Linked DNA regions of Mus musculus: region 1 is linked to region 2. Evidence: chromatin loops called from intact Hi-C (ENCODE). Cell type or tissue: heart. All regions are shown on one strand.

Region 1 (8,000 bases), 1.9 Mb after region 2:
CTCAGTTCCTTGCCCAAACAATCTAAAAGTCCAGCCTCTGTCTTTCTGCCCAGCCATTGGCTTTATGGCAATTTTTTCTTATCAGTGGACACCAGCTAGGGGAAGGGACCCTCAGGTCTGGAAGAGTGGCTTTTGGGGAGCAAAATAAGACAAAGCATTAGAACCAATTCCCAACATAGGTTGGCCAAAAATGTGCTCTATAACCCAGGCACATACTGAGTCTTTGTTCCTCCTGACTCTATAATGGGATGATGGGGCCCTGTGCCATCAGAACAAGCTTCCCCTTACTTTGTGACATGTAGAGGACATCCTGAGCTTTCTTTCTAAGTCTTCACCCTTTACCTCTTCCCACAGAGAGGCAAGCATCACTCTCCTAATGGTGAGACAGAAGAAAGTAAGGAGAAGGCTCAGAAGTTAAATAAGAGAAGTTGGCGTTTGGCAGAGGACCTGAATTTAGTTCCCAGAACCCCTGTGGGGCAGCTTACAACCACCTCTACCTCCAGCTCCAGAGCAGGGAACCCAATGTCACAGGGAGCTCAAGAGCCCAGAGTCGAAGGTCATCATGAAGGCTGGCATCCAGCCTCAGGCTGGTAAAGCCCAGGGACCACATGGGGGAACACAATGACACTTGTGAATAGAAATATCACTGTCCTAGTCTGCTTTCTACTGCTGTGATGAAACACCATGACCAAAGGCAACCTGGGGTGGGGGTGGGGGGTGGGGGGAGGTTTCTTTCATCATAAGACTCTCGGATCACACTCCATCACTGAAGGAACTGGAGGCAGGAACTGAAGCAGAAGCCATGGACGAGTGCTGCTTACTGGCTTGCTCCCCATGGATTGCTCAGCCTACTTTGTACCACCCAGGACCTCTTGCACAGAGGGGGCACCACTCATGGTAGGATGAGCTATCCCACATCGATTATTAATTAAGGAGATGCCCCCATAGACTTTCCTACAAGCAATCTGATGGATGCATTTTGTCAATGGAAGTCCCTCTTCCTAGATGACTGTTGTTTGTGTCAATATGACAAAAGTCTAACCAGGACAAGTCATCATGAAACTAATGCTAACTAATCGTAGTTAACTGGAAACAGGAGTAGAGGACTATGAGAACCTGGAGAGCTGAGTTCAAATCCCCAATACCTACATCAAAATCAAGATAATGGCTGCAAATGCTTGTAACCCAACAGTGAGGTGAAGACAGGTTCACTGGCCACCCCACCTACCTAAAATGATGTACTTCTGTTTCAGTGGCAAATCCTGCCTCAAGGTAGTGAGCAATAGAGGAAGACACACAAAGTCTTGCTCTGGTCTCAACGTGAACACCACACAGTAATGTGTATATGCACCACACACATACGTACACGCACATGCACACACAAATATGAGGGGACTGGAAAGGTCTCTGGTTAAGATCACTTGTTGCTCTTCCAGAGGACTCAGGTTCAATTCCCAGGACCCACAGGGTTGCTCACAACTGCCTGTTACTCCACTTTGAGAGACTCCAATGCCCTCTTCTGGCTCCTTCAGATACCAGGTACACAAGTGGTGCACAGACCTACATACAGACGAAATGACCTTACACACTTTGTGTGGTGTGTGTATGTGTGTGTGTGTGTGTGTGTGTGTGTGTGTGTGTGTGTGTTGGAGACAGAGGTGGGACACTAGGTTTCTACTCCATCACTCTCCAAGTTATTCCCTTGAGACAGAGCCTCTTGTTGAACCTGAAGCTAGGCTGGCAGCCAACAAGTCCCAATGATTTTTCTGTCTCCACAACTGAACCTAACCCCATTATGCTGGTATTGCAAGCACATATGTGGCTATACCTACCTTTCTACATAGGTGCTGAGCGTTAGAACTCAGATCTTCATGTTTGCACAACAAATGGAGCCACCTCTCCAGCTCCTGTTTTATATTTATATTGCATTTAGTCATTCAGCTGTGTGTTTGTGTGCATATGTGTGCTATAAGGTAGGGAGCACGTGTTCAAACACATAAACCATTAAGGGACAATTTTCACATTCAAAGCACAATGAGGAAACTGAGGGTAGCAAGTAGAGGCTACCCTGGGCTTCATGGGAGCTTGAGAAGAACGAAGGTATCAGCAGTCATCCCATCTTATTCTTGAAAAGGATGCTTCTACTCTACAGGTCAGCAACTCTAGCACCTGTCTTCTCTCCCAGCTCTTGTGTATAGCTGTGTAGAAAATAGGTCAAACACCATGTTAGGAACTAGGCATGCAGCTTCAGAGCTGGGGGACCTATCATAGTTGACTTAATTTGGCTAAGCCTCAATTTTCTCCAGCTGTAAAACTTGGAGCACAAATCAAGTAGTCTCCAAGGTCCTTCTTAACTAGGTGTCTTTGTTACTATGAGTTTCTAGACACTGGCCTTAATTATTGTTCATTTTACTTTAGCCACGAATCATATCCTGTCCTTTTCCCCTGCTATAATGACATTTCCTCAGAGTAGGAACTGCTTTCACTTTCTTTCCTTCCAGGAAGGAGCAAGTGAGGCTCATAGAACTCAGGAAGTAAACAACACACAAGTCTCAATAATAAGTTCCTGAAGCTAACAAGATAACATGGCCCCTCCTAAAGCTGTTAGGGGAGGGTCTATGAGGGCTACCACTTTGTCTCACTTCTGCTCCATTCTCTCTACTTTCTGAGCTGCAGATGTGAGAGTAGCTTCCTAAACCAATGTGTTTACCTCAGGTACTTATCACTGCAGTATTGCAGTGTCCAAGTCTGTGTTCCTTTCTTCTAATGTATGAATAGAACAACATGTCTGAGGGGTATGGTTCAATGGTAAGGCACTTAACCTAAAATTCACTTATGGCCATCTGGGAATGTGGTTAAGTGGCAGAACTCCTAACTAGAATCCCGCAGTGAGGGGCTGGGGGCGTGGCTTAGCAACAGAACTCTTATCTAACATGTACAAGGTCCTAGGTTCCATCCCCAGCACTAGAACAAAAAAAGAAAAAGAAAGTAAGAAAAATGATGTAAAGGGACATAGATAGGTGTGCCCTCTTTAGAAAATGCTGTCAGCCTTAATTGTGTTTTCTTTAAAGACCCTTTAAGGAGTTGGCCCATAATGGCTGCCATATTGCCTGGGTGACCTGAACTGAGATCCTAACATAACCCCATCTAGCTGGAAGACAGAATGAGCCACTAAATCCTTTTAATTCAAAGGAGGATGTGATAGAGATAAATTGCTAAAGAAGGATGAATATGGATCCGAGGGAATTGAGAAGCACAGATTTGACAGATGTATGGAGATGTGATGTGGGGAAGGAGTTTTGGCTAGCTCTTGGTACTGCAATGGATGCCGTCGAGAGGGTCAGCACTGAAAGACACCAAGGCAGACATTTGAAATTCCCTGTCTGGGCTTATGCCTGTTGTTGAGACATGTCATTATGTAGGCCATGGTGGCCTAGAATGGTGAACATCCTCCTGCCTCCGCTTCCCAACCTACAGGGATTATAAGGCATGTAGCACCACAAACAGGGAGTCCTGTTGTTTGTCATTATTATTATTGTTTTCTTTTCATGTGTATGTGGGGTGTGCATGCATGTTCATATATATGTGTAAGCTTGTGTGTGTGTGTGTGTGTGTGTGTGTGTGTGTGTGTGGCCCAAGACTGATATGTGAAATATTCCCCAATCCTTTCTCTTATTCTTCTTGAGGCCTAATCTCTCAGCTAAACCCAGAGCTCACTGATAGAGCTGGTTTCCTCTCTAGCCAGTTTGCTCCCTGGCTCCTCCATCTCTAAATTCAGAGGCTGGGTTTACAGGCAAGCCGCCACACCCACCTGCCACACCCACCTGTCATTCCATGGGTCCTTAGGATCCAACCTCTGGTCCTCCAGCTTGCACGACAAGCATTGTAACCACTGTGCCATCACCCCAACCCCCATCACTAATTTTTTTTTTTAATTTGTAAAATGTACTTAGTTATCTATGAGTCAGGGTCTCAGAAACTCCAGACTGGCCTTGAACTGCGGGAGTAGTGGAGGATGACCTTGAACTTCTGAACCTCCTACTGCCACCTCCCAAGTGCTCTGTTTGTGCTGTGCTGGAGATGAAACCTAGGGCTTCCAGCGTAGTCAACAAACCCTGTACCAAATAAGCAAGATCCTTAATGCCATTGTTTCCTGAGGTAGGGCATGGGGGGAGGGGAGGGTGCTGACTCTCAGGACCGAAACTCATTGACAGAGCACTTACCTAACACACAGGAGGTCCTGGGTTCAATTCTCAACAAAGGGAAAGGTTCAATTTCCTCACCACCACCACCCCCAAATCCAAAATTTATTTATCTATCTAATCAATTAGGCATTGGTTCAACAACTATTTCTAAGGCATCTGACACTTGTCGGGTATTCTGAAAAACCAACACAAACGAAGAAGAAATGTTCCTGGCCTTCACGGGTAGAGGAGCCACGATTTAAATTAGTGGCCCAAAGTGGTTACTAAAAAGAAACTGCAGGGCAATCTCACACAGTCAGCACGGGGCTCCCAGCTGCATTCATCTCTAGAAAACCACCCCCCAACGGAGTGCCAGAGTGGCTCCAAACCCCACCCCTGGGCTAACTGAGCCCCTGGCTGTCCCTAAGAAAGGGCACCCTGCAGTTTGCTTTCTCCTGCCTCCGCTTGCCCCTTGCTCCTCTGGCCTGGCCTCCGGGAGTTAAGATCCCCCCCCTGCCTCCAGCTCCTGCTTCCCTACCACTCAGGGGTTAATGCTTTTGAAAGCTCCCTGCAGGGTTCGGAGTGCAGCTGTTGCTGCCATTTGGACATTTTCTTTCTCCAAAAGCCTCAGCTGCCTTTTGGAAACAACCACAGTGCCATCTACTGGTCAAAGCTGCGTATTGTACCGCGATGCCTTAAGCTTTCTGAAGGCTATCTGGAGGCAGTTGTTGGCTGCCTGAGGTGTGACCTCACTACCTACATGTGCAGTAGGAGTTGTGGAGCGAGGTCCTAATTCCCACGTGGGATTTCTAGGATCCCTGAGCAGGTAATCAAGAACCTGGACTCTGAGAGGAAAAAGGAATGAACTGCTTGGGGCCTAGGATGTGAGGCCTCACCCTCTGATAAGGATCCAAAGGGCTGACATGAAAGATCCTGCCTGGGCTGCGGTGGATCTCTAGGCCGAAGTGGAGGTCTAGACTGGGTGGAGCACTAGGCTGGGGGTGGGGCTCTAGGCTAAGGGCGGAGTTCTGGAATGGGTGGGAGGAGCTCTCTGAATTGGGAGTGGAGCACAAGGCTGGGGGTTTAGCTCTGGGATTGGGTGGAGCTCTGAGGTAGAGGTGGAGCTCTGGGATTGGGTGGAGCTCTGGGATTGGGTGGAGCTCTGGGATTGGGTTTAGCTCTGGGATTGGGTGGAGCTCTGGGATTGGGTGGAGCTCTGAGGTAGAGGTTGAACTCTGGATGGGTGGAGCTCTGGACAGAGGTGGAACTCTGAATAAAGGGTGGAGCACTGGGCTGCAAATGGAGCTCTGAGTGGGAGCTCTGAACTGGGGGTAGAGCACTAGGCTGGAGGTGGGCTCTGAACTGGGGGTGGAGCTCTGTGCTGGGCTTGTGACTTTGGGCTGAGATGGAGCTTAGTGGGTTAGAGTCTTTGACTCAAAGGCCTGTGAGCCCATCCTCACACTGCAAAATTGAAAGAAAGAAAGAAAGAAAGAAAGAAAGAAAGAAAGAAAGAAAGAAAGAAAGAAAGGAAGGAAGGAAGGAAGGAAGGAAGGAAGGAAGAAAGAAAGAAAGAAAGAAAGAAAGAAAGAAAGAAAGAAAGAAAGAGAGAGAGAAAGAGAGAAAGAAAGAAGAAAGAAAGAAGGGAGGGAGGGAGGGAGGGAGGGAAGGAGAGAGAGAAAGAAAGAAAGAAAGAAAGAAAGAAAGAAAGAAAGAGAAAAGAAAAGAAAAAAGAAAAGAAAAGAAAAAGGAAAAGAAAAGAAAGAGAGAGAAATGAGCCAAGCAGACAGGGGGTCAAGCCACAGGATCACGCGGAGACACAATTTAAGTGGTCCTGACAAAAAAAAAAAGGTGAGGGTGAGACCAGGTGGCAGCTCTTCAGATGGTGATCTGTGGCCATGGCGCTGACATCCTGACTGTGGTGCGCTGAGCAAAAGGAGCTACTAAGAAGGCCTCTGAGACTCTCAGACAGAGGCACCACAAGGTTCAACCTCTTACTAAAGGAATGAGGACCGCTGCAGAAAGAGCAGGTTTAGAGATGAAGAGTTAGAAAGTTAGTTGAGTTGAGGTGTTGAGGTGTTAAACTGCAATAGAGGAGCTAGGGAGACAACAACAAAAGAAGAAGAAGAAGAAAGAAAATTGGGCTTTAGGAATGCGCATGCTTGAGAGGTAGGGATGGATGCAACCCCAGGGCCCATTGACCAGCCAGCCAAGCCTACTTGGAGGTTTCCAAGCCAATAAGAGACCTGTCTCAAAAAACAAGGTAGATTAGCACCTGAGTTTGGCCTCTGGCCTCCACATGCACAGAGGCACACTTGTGAGCATGTGCATACATGCATGTACACACACACACACAAATCTGCAACCACTGGCACCTTAACTCTTCTGTGCCTATGGGATTAGACCACCACCACCCCATTCAGACCTAGACAAGGAATACACAGGTCCAAAACTTCTCAGAGAGAGGATTGCAACAGCTGAGTGAACCAGCTACCCCTGCAAGGGCTACAGTTCTAATGGGGATGCTGTGAGACCTCAGCAGACTCAAGGGTAGCAGGAGAGGAAGCTGGGAGAGTGTTTGCATGACTCTTCCTGAGGAGAAGTGCAGGGGAGGAGCTGATGGGAGCAGGGATGGCCTAAGGAAAACTACATCACCAGTGTAGCTACAACACCCAGCAATGCTAGGACTACAGTAGTAATACTAGAGGCTGAGGGAATTTGGGACTATAGCTGGACAGAAGGACTAAGTTCTGGGGTTCAAGGCCTCAGAGACACGACTGTAATAAGCCATGATGGACTTTAAAAAGAGCAAGAAGATAGGAGTTCAAAGGCTCCGGTAATACAGACCAGGAAGTGAGGCATGATGGTGCACACTTATAATCCCAGTCCTTGAGGGGCTGTGGCAGGAGCATCAGGAGTTCAAGGCCAGCCTGAGCTACATGGCAAGTATGAGGCCAACCTGGGCTATATGAGATCCTGGGGGATGGGGGGTGGGGAAAGGGCAGAATAGCAAATTTTCAAAAGAGGGAGATGGAAGAGTGAAGGAAAGAGAAGAAAGAGACAGTAAAAGAAAGGGAGGGGGCTAGGTGCATTGGAAGCCTGGGACAGAAGGACCGTGAGTTTGAGGCTAGCCTGTGCTTCACAGGGAGACCCTGTCTCATAACCAAGGGGACTGTTGGGGTGGCTCAGTGAGCAAAGCACTCACCCGCCATAAAACCATGAGAACTGGAGTTTGGACCCCCCAGCTCCCTTGTGAATATCAGATGGGTGTAGCATATTCTCGGTGCAGAAGAGGTGGAGATAGGATGCCTGGGGCAAAGTGGCTAACTAAACTAGCTAAATCTGTGAGCTTTAGATCCAAGTGGGAAAGCTTGCCTTAATAGACCAAGTGGAGTACAATTGAGAAAAACCTAATGTCAACCTCGGGCACATGTGCACATGTGCACACACACACACACACACACACATACATACATGGGTGGGAGCAGTAAGGAGAGAGACAGAGAAAGAGGGAGGGGAGAAAGCTGGGTGTATGAGTTCAAATAAAACACTATACTCTGCTAATAAATCCAATCCTTACATGCTAATCAAAGAAAATAAAGTAACACAAAAATCTTTCCACTTACGCTCTGCCTGTCTGGAAGCCGACTGTCTGCATATTTTTTTGATTTTTCTCTGGATCTCCTCCTCCTCTCCGGGCTACCACTAATAAATCACAGCATTCAGTGCCGTTTTGAATAGATGGAAAGATCACAGCGCGACGGCGGCACGGCAGAGCTCGGCATTTGTTTGATGGAGGTAGCACCCCCCCCCCCAACA
Region 2 (8,000 bases):
ATCTACACATGCACACATGCGTGCAGCGCGCGCACACACACACACACACTAAAATAAGTAAAATAGGAGTGGGAGAGATGGCTCAGGAGGTTAGAGTACGGATTCTTACAAAGGACCCAAGTTCAATTCTCAACACCTACATGGAGGCTCACAACCAAGTGAAACTCCATTTCCAGGGAAGTCAATGCCCTCTTCTGACCCGTTCAGACCTAGTGGAGTCAGACATACAGACGAGCAAAAACATTCATCAGCATTTAATAAAGTCTAAAAAGAAAAAACACCTCAAAATAATATGCTTATAAAGAATCAGGAAGGGGAGGGACCACAGTGCGATACTGGCATTCTTATTAAGGAGTGAGCTGAGGCTGCTTTCCTGAAGGCATACTGTACTGACAGCAGTAGCAAGGAGGAGATAGAACAGCTAGCCTCAGACACAGTGACATCAAAGGTCTGCAGTAATTTCTTTATAAACCAGCCCTAGGAATAAATAGAAATGGCACAAAACGTTCTTTGAGTTTTAATATCTGAAGCTAATATAACTCAATGATGCTGTGGAACAGAAGTCCTACCGAATGTCAAAGAGCATTTTAAGAGCTCCAAGAGACTTCATAAAAAAAGATTGTGTCTGTATGACTACAGACACACTTTTACTCATATAATACATCTAAGATGCATCAGATAATAAGAGCCGCCTGCAAAGACTCTGAAAAACCACACCACTGTAAGACGTCTGGAATCAAAACAGCCGCTGAACTCTGGGAGGAAAATTCAGGCTCCCATCCATCCGTGGATTTATTCAGATCTGCTAACAAGCTTGCCGTGGGTCCTGCGAGACACAGCTACACATGAGTCAAGGCCTCTCTCAAGCATCCACAAAGGCCTCATGTGGGATATAGGAGGTGTCACTGGTGAGCCTGGACTGAAACAGATTCTCCCACAGAAAGTTCCAGAACAAGGCTGCAAAAGAGAACTAAACAGTGCCATCTGGTGCAAGAAAAACAGGGAGAAATAGGAGCCGTGGAATTTCCAGCCAGAACCTTGTGTTGAACCTCTGCTGGTGTGAGAATGACTGCTTTCTTTTCTCCTTCAGAAAAATGCCCTAGTGTTTCATGCATAATTCTTCACGCGTTATTTTTTTAATACCATTTTATAACTTTTCAATTAGCATAATCCAAGAGTAACTGAGCTATAAGAACTCTGAAGCCATTTACCATGCTTTCTTTTTTTATACTATGTAGTGACTCTAGGCTTCTTAGTTCTAAATATGACATTTTGGGGGTAAAATTCTACACTTTTTAAAAATGTATGCTCAATATTTGTGAGGAAGACTCATGTACTATTGAATGATTTATTGAAGACTTGATTTCTCCAGTGTTCCAAAAACTGTAACAAGTTATTAAATTACAAAAGAATAAAGCGTCAGTTGACAAGAGGGTGTATTATTTACTAAGTCAACCCACAAAGGTTCTTTAAATAAATTCTTTGTTCCTTTCCTTTTCTTTCTTTTTCTTTCTTTCTTTCTTTCTTTCTTTCTTCATCATCTTCTTTTTTTTTTACTTATTTCCTTTACATCATGCTTACTGCCCCCTTACCAGTTACCCCCTTCCATGATCATTCCTCCACCCTCTCCCCTCCTCCTCTGAGCAGGTGTGGACCCACTTGGTATCCCCCGACCTTTCAAGTCTTGGAGGGGCTAAGTGCATCCTCTCCTACTGAGGCCAGACAAGGCAGCCCAGCTAGAAGAACACATCTCATGTATAGGCAACAGCTTTTGGGATAGCCCCCCTCCAGTTATTCAGGACCCATATGAAAACCAAACTGTAATCTGCTACCTATGTGCATGTTTTTTGGTTGGTAGTTCAGACACTGAGAGCCCCAAGGGTTCAGGTTTCTTGACTCTGTTGATCCTCCTCTGGAGTCTCTCTTCTCTTTGCGGCTAGCTATCCCTCCTCCTATTCTGCCACAAGAGTCCCAGAGCTCCATCAACTGTTTGGCTGTGAGTGTCTGTCTGTCCGAGTCAGCTGCTGGGTGGAGCCTCTCAGAGGCTATTTGGAACAGTAGCACAAACATTGTATAACACCGTCCTTGAAAGAATCCAAGAATATATCCTAGGTTGACAAAAATAACATGGCTAGCTTACTGTCAACAAAAGAAATAAACAAAAAAGACAAACTGACTCACATCCCTGGATATTAGAATATTACTTCCGGGTTAGAGAAATGGCTGGGTGGTTGCAGACAATTGCTGTACTTGCTGCTCTTGCAAACACCCTGGGTACGAAGTCTGCTCAACAGGACCTGTATGGAGCCCCTCCCAACAACATCACTAATCCAGCGCCACAGGATCTGACGCCCTCTTCTGGACTCTAAGAGCAACTGCATGCACATGGCATACACTTACAGACAGACCCAAAAAAACAGCAAAAAAATGCAAAACTTTCCCTGTTAACATCTAAAAGACAAGTTTTCCAGATCCTTTCATGTTGAAAATTATTCAAGCCCTGGGCCATTGACTACAAAATCATACAACCTTGAGGACAGACTCGGGAATCACACTGACTCTGATGCCTGCCTGATAGAGCTTTTTTTGTTTTTTGTTTTTTTTAAAGGTAAATAGCAAATAAGCACACATAAAAGCAACCAAAACTGTCTGTATTTACTTTTCCCTGAAAAAAGGATATAGATGATACAACGCATTCTTTGAGTACACGAGGAGCAGAGATATAAGGTACACGGGTGGCTGGCTTCATTCCTTGGGTCTCATAACATAACATAGTTAGGAGGAACCTGCTGCGGACTGAACTAACTCCATATTGACAGGATGAATGTAAGGGGGGGAAATCTACAAACAAGAATAAACCCCCAGATGCTAATGAAAAACATAGACCCTACTAGATCAGCATTTTAACCTCAGACACAGAGAGACATATGCATAGGGGGTAACAAAAAGAAAAATACACATGACAACATTTACAGTTAATACATTTAAGAGAGACAGTGTGGTTTTCTTCTTTCTATGCCCCTCTCCACCAGTCTTTGAATCTAGGAGCTAAGCAGAAGTTTTCCTCTTCAGTAGCCTGTAGATGGTGCTACGAACCTGTTTTTCTTTCGCGGAGAACTGCAGTTTCATCACCAGAGGAAGCTAATTTATATATCCCATTTCTTGTACAGCTTAGAAAGGTGAATGGGGATACCATACCTTCTCACAGGTCACTGAAAAGGGCTACCTGGATAACTAGCTTCAGAAAATGGATATAATCATCCTTTTAATTGTGCACAATAACCAGTGATTGCTACCTTCCAGGTGGGATGACAGAGAAAGGCTCAGAGGTGACTGCAGCTGCTTCAGATACAAGCTCACTCTGTTCCACTACCCCATGGAATATGTGACCACGGCTTGATATTTGCCTGTCCTAAACTGTTCTCTGCAGCAAGCGGTGACAGAGAAATTTAAACACAGACAGATCGCTGTACCAAGCTGTCCTCAAAGGTCAGTGAAATCTTAGGTTTCTTTTCTTTTCTTTTGTTTTTTAAATATGTAGTTTATTTTGAACATACGCGTATTGTGTTCGAGTTCAAGAAAGCACATCTGTAATGGGCTGTTTTAAAACTCACCTTTTTAGGGCTGGGACAGTGCTTGCCTTGCAAGCATGAGAACCTGAGCTCAATCTCTAGCACCCACAGGAAGTTAAGCAGGGTGCTGAATGCTCCTCATCTAACACAGGGGAAAGGAACACAAGATGATCCCGTGGGCTTCCTGACCAGCCTGCCTGGGCTAATTAGGACAGCACTATTCCCAGTGAAACCCTACTCCAAAAGGCAAGGTGAGTAGCCCCTAAGGAACACCTCCTAATGATGCCTCATCTTGGTTGTCAGATACAACCCAAGAAGCTGGGCACTCGGGTCAGGGACTTTCTTGACTGAATCAATTTAGGTGAAAAGACCCACCCTAAATCTCAGCCATCCTTCTACTGGCAGCCCACATAAACATAACTGACATGGAAGAAGACACCTTCAGCTCTTTGCCTGAGTGCTAGCAACTCTTGCTATCAAGTTCATCTGCACTGTTATTGAAGCATTCCTTTGCTGGCATTGCAACTGATTTCTTCAGGATTCACTTAAAGACTGTATTGGGAGCTCCTTAAAAGAAGAGATGAGCGTTGCTTCTCAGTGTCTGACAAGAATGGATTTGGCACTTGGCAAGCACTGGATAAAGAGTAAATAAATTATCACACTGAATTAGGGAAAATCAATACCTTAAACAATCAGTTCTCCCTTGAATTACACTCACATGAAACACACAATGAACTGACTAGAAGATTTTAAACTGTAGGATACATAAAGGGAAAGTTCTCTAACCCACTTAGATACCTATCTATAAGTAAGCAAACAAGACTTTAGCTATTGATAACGGACATTAAAAAGTTGGATGGGCATGGAAGACCATGAAAGAGGTAGAGATAAGACTCCTGGAGAAGATGGCTAGCCAGGTTTTATAACCACTGAGGTCTGGCTTCAGTGAACGAACTTACTTCAAAAATAAACTTGGAGAATGACCAAGGAAGACATTGGACTTAACTTTGGGGCTAGACACCCATCTTTATACATACCTGAACACATGTAACACTGCATGCAAGTACATAAACACAACTACATATTGAAAGAGGAGGAGGAGGAGGAGGAAGAAGAAGAAGAGGAGAAGGAGGAGGAAGAGGAAAAGGAAGAGGAGGGAGAGGAAGAGGAAGAGGAGGAGGAGGAAGAGAAAAGCAAAGGCCAGGTGAGGTATTCAGTTGTTAAGACCGTTTTCTTACTATGCATGAACCAGGCATAATGGTACATGCACACTGGAGGTATACATGTCACTCATGTACATGTCACAAGTCAGGAAGATCAAGAGTTCAGGGTCATCCTCACCTATGCCAGAAGGAGATACATAAGTCCCTGCATAAAAAACAATCAAAAGAAAATCAAAACAAAATTATTAAAATTGAGTGATGATCAGAATCTGAAAACACTGGCGCATGTATTGACTGTTAGAGTATGGGTCCCACTTGTACAGAAGTGTCATTACAGAGAAGCTAAATGGCAATGATATAAACAACATCAACAAAGGCAAAGCTGAGAGATCACCTGCCAGGCAGCAGCCTCTCCATATGTATACCAGCTTTTATAATAATCAAAAGGTTTATGGGTAGCTCAAGTGCATTTTACATATGAGGACAGACACCGAGGAGATGACTCAGCAGAGTGCTGCTGTTCTTTCAGAGGACCAGACTTTGTTACCCACTACACATGTCAGGCAGCTCATAACCAATTATAACTATGCCTCTAGGGGCTCTGAAACCCTCTCCTACCTTCTGTGAGGACTGTATTTACATACACACACTCTTCCACACAAATATATATATAAAATTTAAAATAAATATAAAATAAGACAAAGATGGAAATTGAGTCAGAAAAGTTAGGTCACCTTACAAAAGTAACACAGCTGCTTAGAAATGGATCCTCCATTGGAACAATATGACAGCTAATTCTAATGTTTTATATAAAGGAACAGACCATTCTATTTTTAAACTATACCTAATTTAAAGCATTATTCACATGATTACTTTTTTTTTCTTTTTCAAAACAGGGTTTCTCTGTGTATCTGTGTAGCCCTAGCTGTCATGGAACTCACTCTGTAGACCAGGCTGGACTCAAACTCAGAAATCTGCCTACCTCTGCCTCCCAAGTGCTGAGATTAAAGGCGTGTGCCACCACTGCCCGGCCTCAAATTACTTTTTAATAATTTTTCATTGGATATGTTAAGTTATGCATGGTGATGTTATAAGTTCAATATGTATACACAGTTAAACAGTTACAGATTGGAAACAAATTATCTCTTACTTTGCAACCCTTTGCCTAATTGTTGGCAAGAGCAGTGATACATATTCATCTAACCAAAAGCCTAATAAGCATGATGTATTATTTTTTTTTTTTTTTTTTTTTTTTTAATTCATTTATTTATTTATTTATTACGTATTTTCCTCAATTACATTTCCAATGCTATCCCAAAAGTCCCCCATACCCTCCCCCCCCACTCCCCTACCCACCCACTCCCATTTTTTTTGGCCCTGGCGTTCCCCTGTACTGGGGCATATAAAGTTTGCAAGTCCAATGGGCCTCTCTTTCCAGTGATGGCCGACTAGGCCATCTTTTTTTTTTTTTTTTTTTTCTTTTTTTTTTTTTTTTCCATTTTTTATTAGGTATTTCGCTCATTTACATTTGCAATGCTATACCAAAAGTCCCCCATAGCCACCCACCCCTTCTCCCCTACCCACCCACTCCCCTTTTATGGCCCTGGCGTTCCCCTGTACTGGGGCATATAAAGTTTGCGTGTCCAATGGGCCTCTCTTTCCAGTGATGGCCGACTAGGCCATCTTTTGATGCATATGCAGCTAGAGTCAAGAGCTCCGGGGTACTGGTTAGTTCATAATGTTGTTCCACCTATAGCGTTGCAGATCCCTTTAGCTTCTTTGGTACTTTCTCTAGCTCCTTCATTGGGGGCCATGTGATCCATCCAATAGCCGACTGTGAGCATCCACTTCTATGTTTGCTAGGCCCAGGCATACTCTGACAAGAGACAGCTATATCAGGGTCCTTTCAGCATAATCTTGCTAGTGTATGCAATGGTGTCAGCATTTGGAAGCTGATTATGGGATGGATCCCCGGATATGGTAGTGTCTACATGGTCCATCCTTTTATCTCAACTCCAAACTTTGTCTCTGTAACTCCTTCCAAGGGTGTTTTGCTCCCACTTCTAAGGAGGGGCATAGTGTTCACACTTCAGTCTTCATTTTTCTTGAGTTTCATGTGTTTAGGAAATTGTATCTTATATCTTGGGTATCTTAGGTTTTGGGCTAATATCCACTTATCAGTGAGTACATATTGTGTGAGTTCCTTTGTGAATGTGTTACCTCACTCAGGATGATGCCCTCCAGGTCCATCCATTTGGCCAGGAATTTCATAAATTCATTCTTTTTAATAGCTGAGTAGTACTCCATTGTGTAGATGTACCACATCTTCTGTATCCATTCCTCTGTTGAGGGGCATCTGGGTTCCTTCCAGCTTCTGGCTATTATAAATAAGGCTGCTATGAACATAGTGGAGCATGTGTCCTTCTTACCAGTTGGGGCATCTTCTGGATATATGCCCAGGAGAGGTATTGCTGGATCCTCCGGTAGTACTATATCCAGTTTTCTGAGGAACCGCCAGACTGATCTCCAGAGTGGTTGTACAAGCCTGCAATCCCACCAACAATGGAGGAGTGTTCCTCTTTCTCCACATCCACGCCAGCATCTGCTGTCACCTGAATTTTTGATCTTAGCCATTCTGACTGGTGTGAGGTGGAATCTCAGGGTTGTTTTGATTTGCATTTCCCTGATGATTAAGGATGTTGAGCATTTTTTCAGGTGCTTCTCTGCCATTCGGTATTCCTCAGGTGAGAATTCTTTGTTCAGTTCTGAGCCCCATTTTTTAATTGGGTGATTTGATTTTCTGAAGTCCACCTTCTTGAGTTCTTTATATATGTTGGATATTAGTCCCCTATCTGATTTAGGATAGGTAAAGATCCTTTCCCAATCTGTTGGTGGTCTTTTTGTCCTATTGACGGTGTCTTTTGCCTTGCAGAAACTTTGGAGTTTCATTAGGTCCCATTTGTCAATTCTCGATCTTACAGAGCAAGCCATTGCTGTTCTGTTCAGGAATCTTTCCCCTGTACCCATATCTTCAAGGCTTTTCCCCACTTTCTCCTCTATAAGTTTCAGTGTCTCTGGTTTTATGTGAAGTTCCTTGATCCACTTAGATTTGACCTTAGTACAAGGAGATAAGTATGGATCGATTCGCATTCTTCTACATGATAACAACCAGTTGTGCCAGCACCAATTGTTGAAAATGCTGTCTTTCTTCCACTGGATGGTTTTAGCTCCCTTGTCGAAGATCAAGTGACCATAGGTGTGTGGG

Evidence for each region. A loop is a pair of places that touch in the nucleus more often than their neighbours do. Peaks named below come from ENCODE experiments on the same cell type or tissue, not always from the same donor. Only the 100,000 strongest peaks of a DNase experiment are listed, where the experiment ranks them.
Region 1: a loop joins it to region 2, with 4 times the contacts of the local background. A loop is called at or near these places in 7 of 42 quality-filtered maps.

The regions. Positions count from the first base shown.
Region 1 is chr5:134,002,110-134,010,109 of GRCm38, forward strand. No RefSeq gene overlaps it. Among named protein-coding and RNA genes, the nearest start is that of Gm40340, 45 kb to the right of the region's middle. In heart, a CTCF peak has its summit at 4,852 (motif pointing left); a DNase peak (open chromatin) is centred at 4,792; H3K4me3 peaks cover 593 bases; H3K27ac peaks cover 391 bases; H3K27me3 peaks cover 1,409 bases.
Region 2 is chr5:132,112,743-132,120,742 of GRCm38, forward strand. All of the region lies in intron 2 of Auts2 (autism susceptibility candidate 2), which reads right to left. Among named protein-coding and RNA genes, the nearest start is that of 4930563F08Rik, 240 kb to the left of the region's middle. In heart, CTCF peaks have their summits at 992 (motif pointing left), 2,362 (motif pointing left) and 3,081 (motif pointing right); a DNase peak (open chromatin) is centred at 1,989.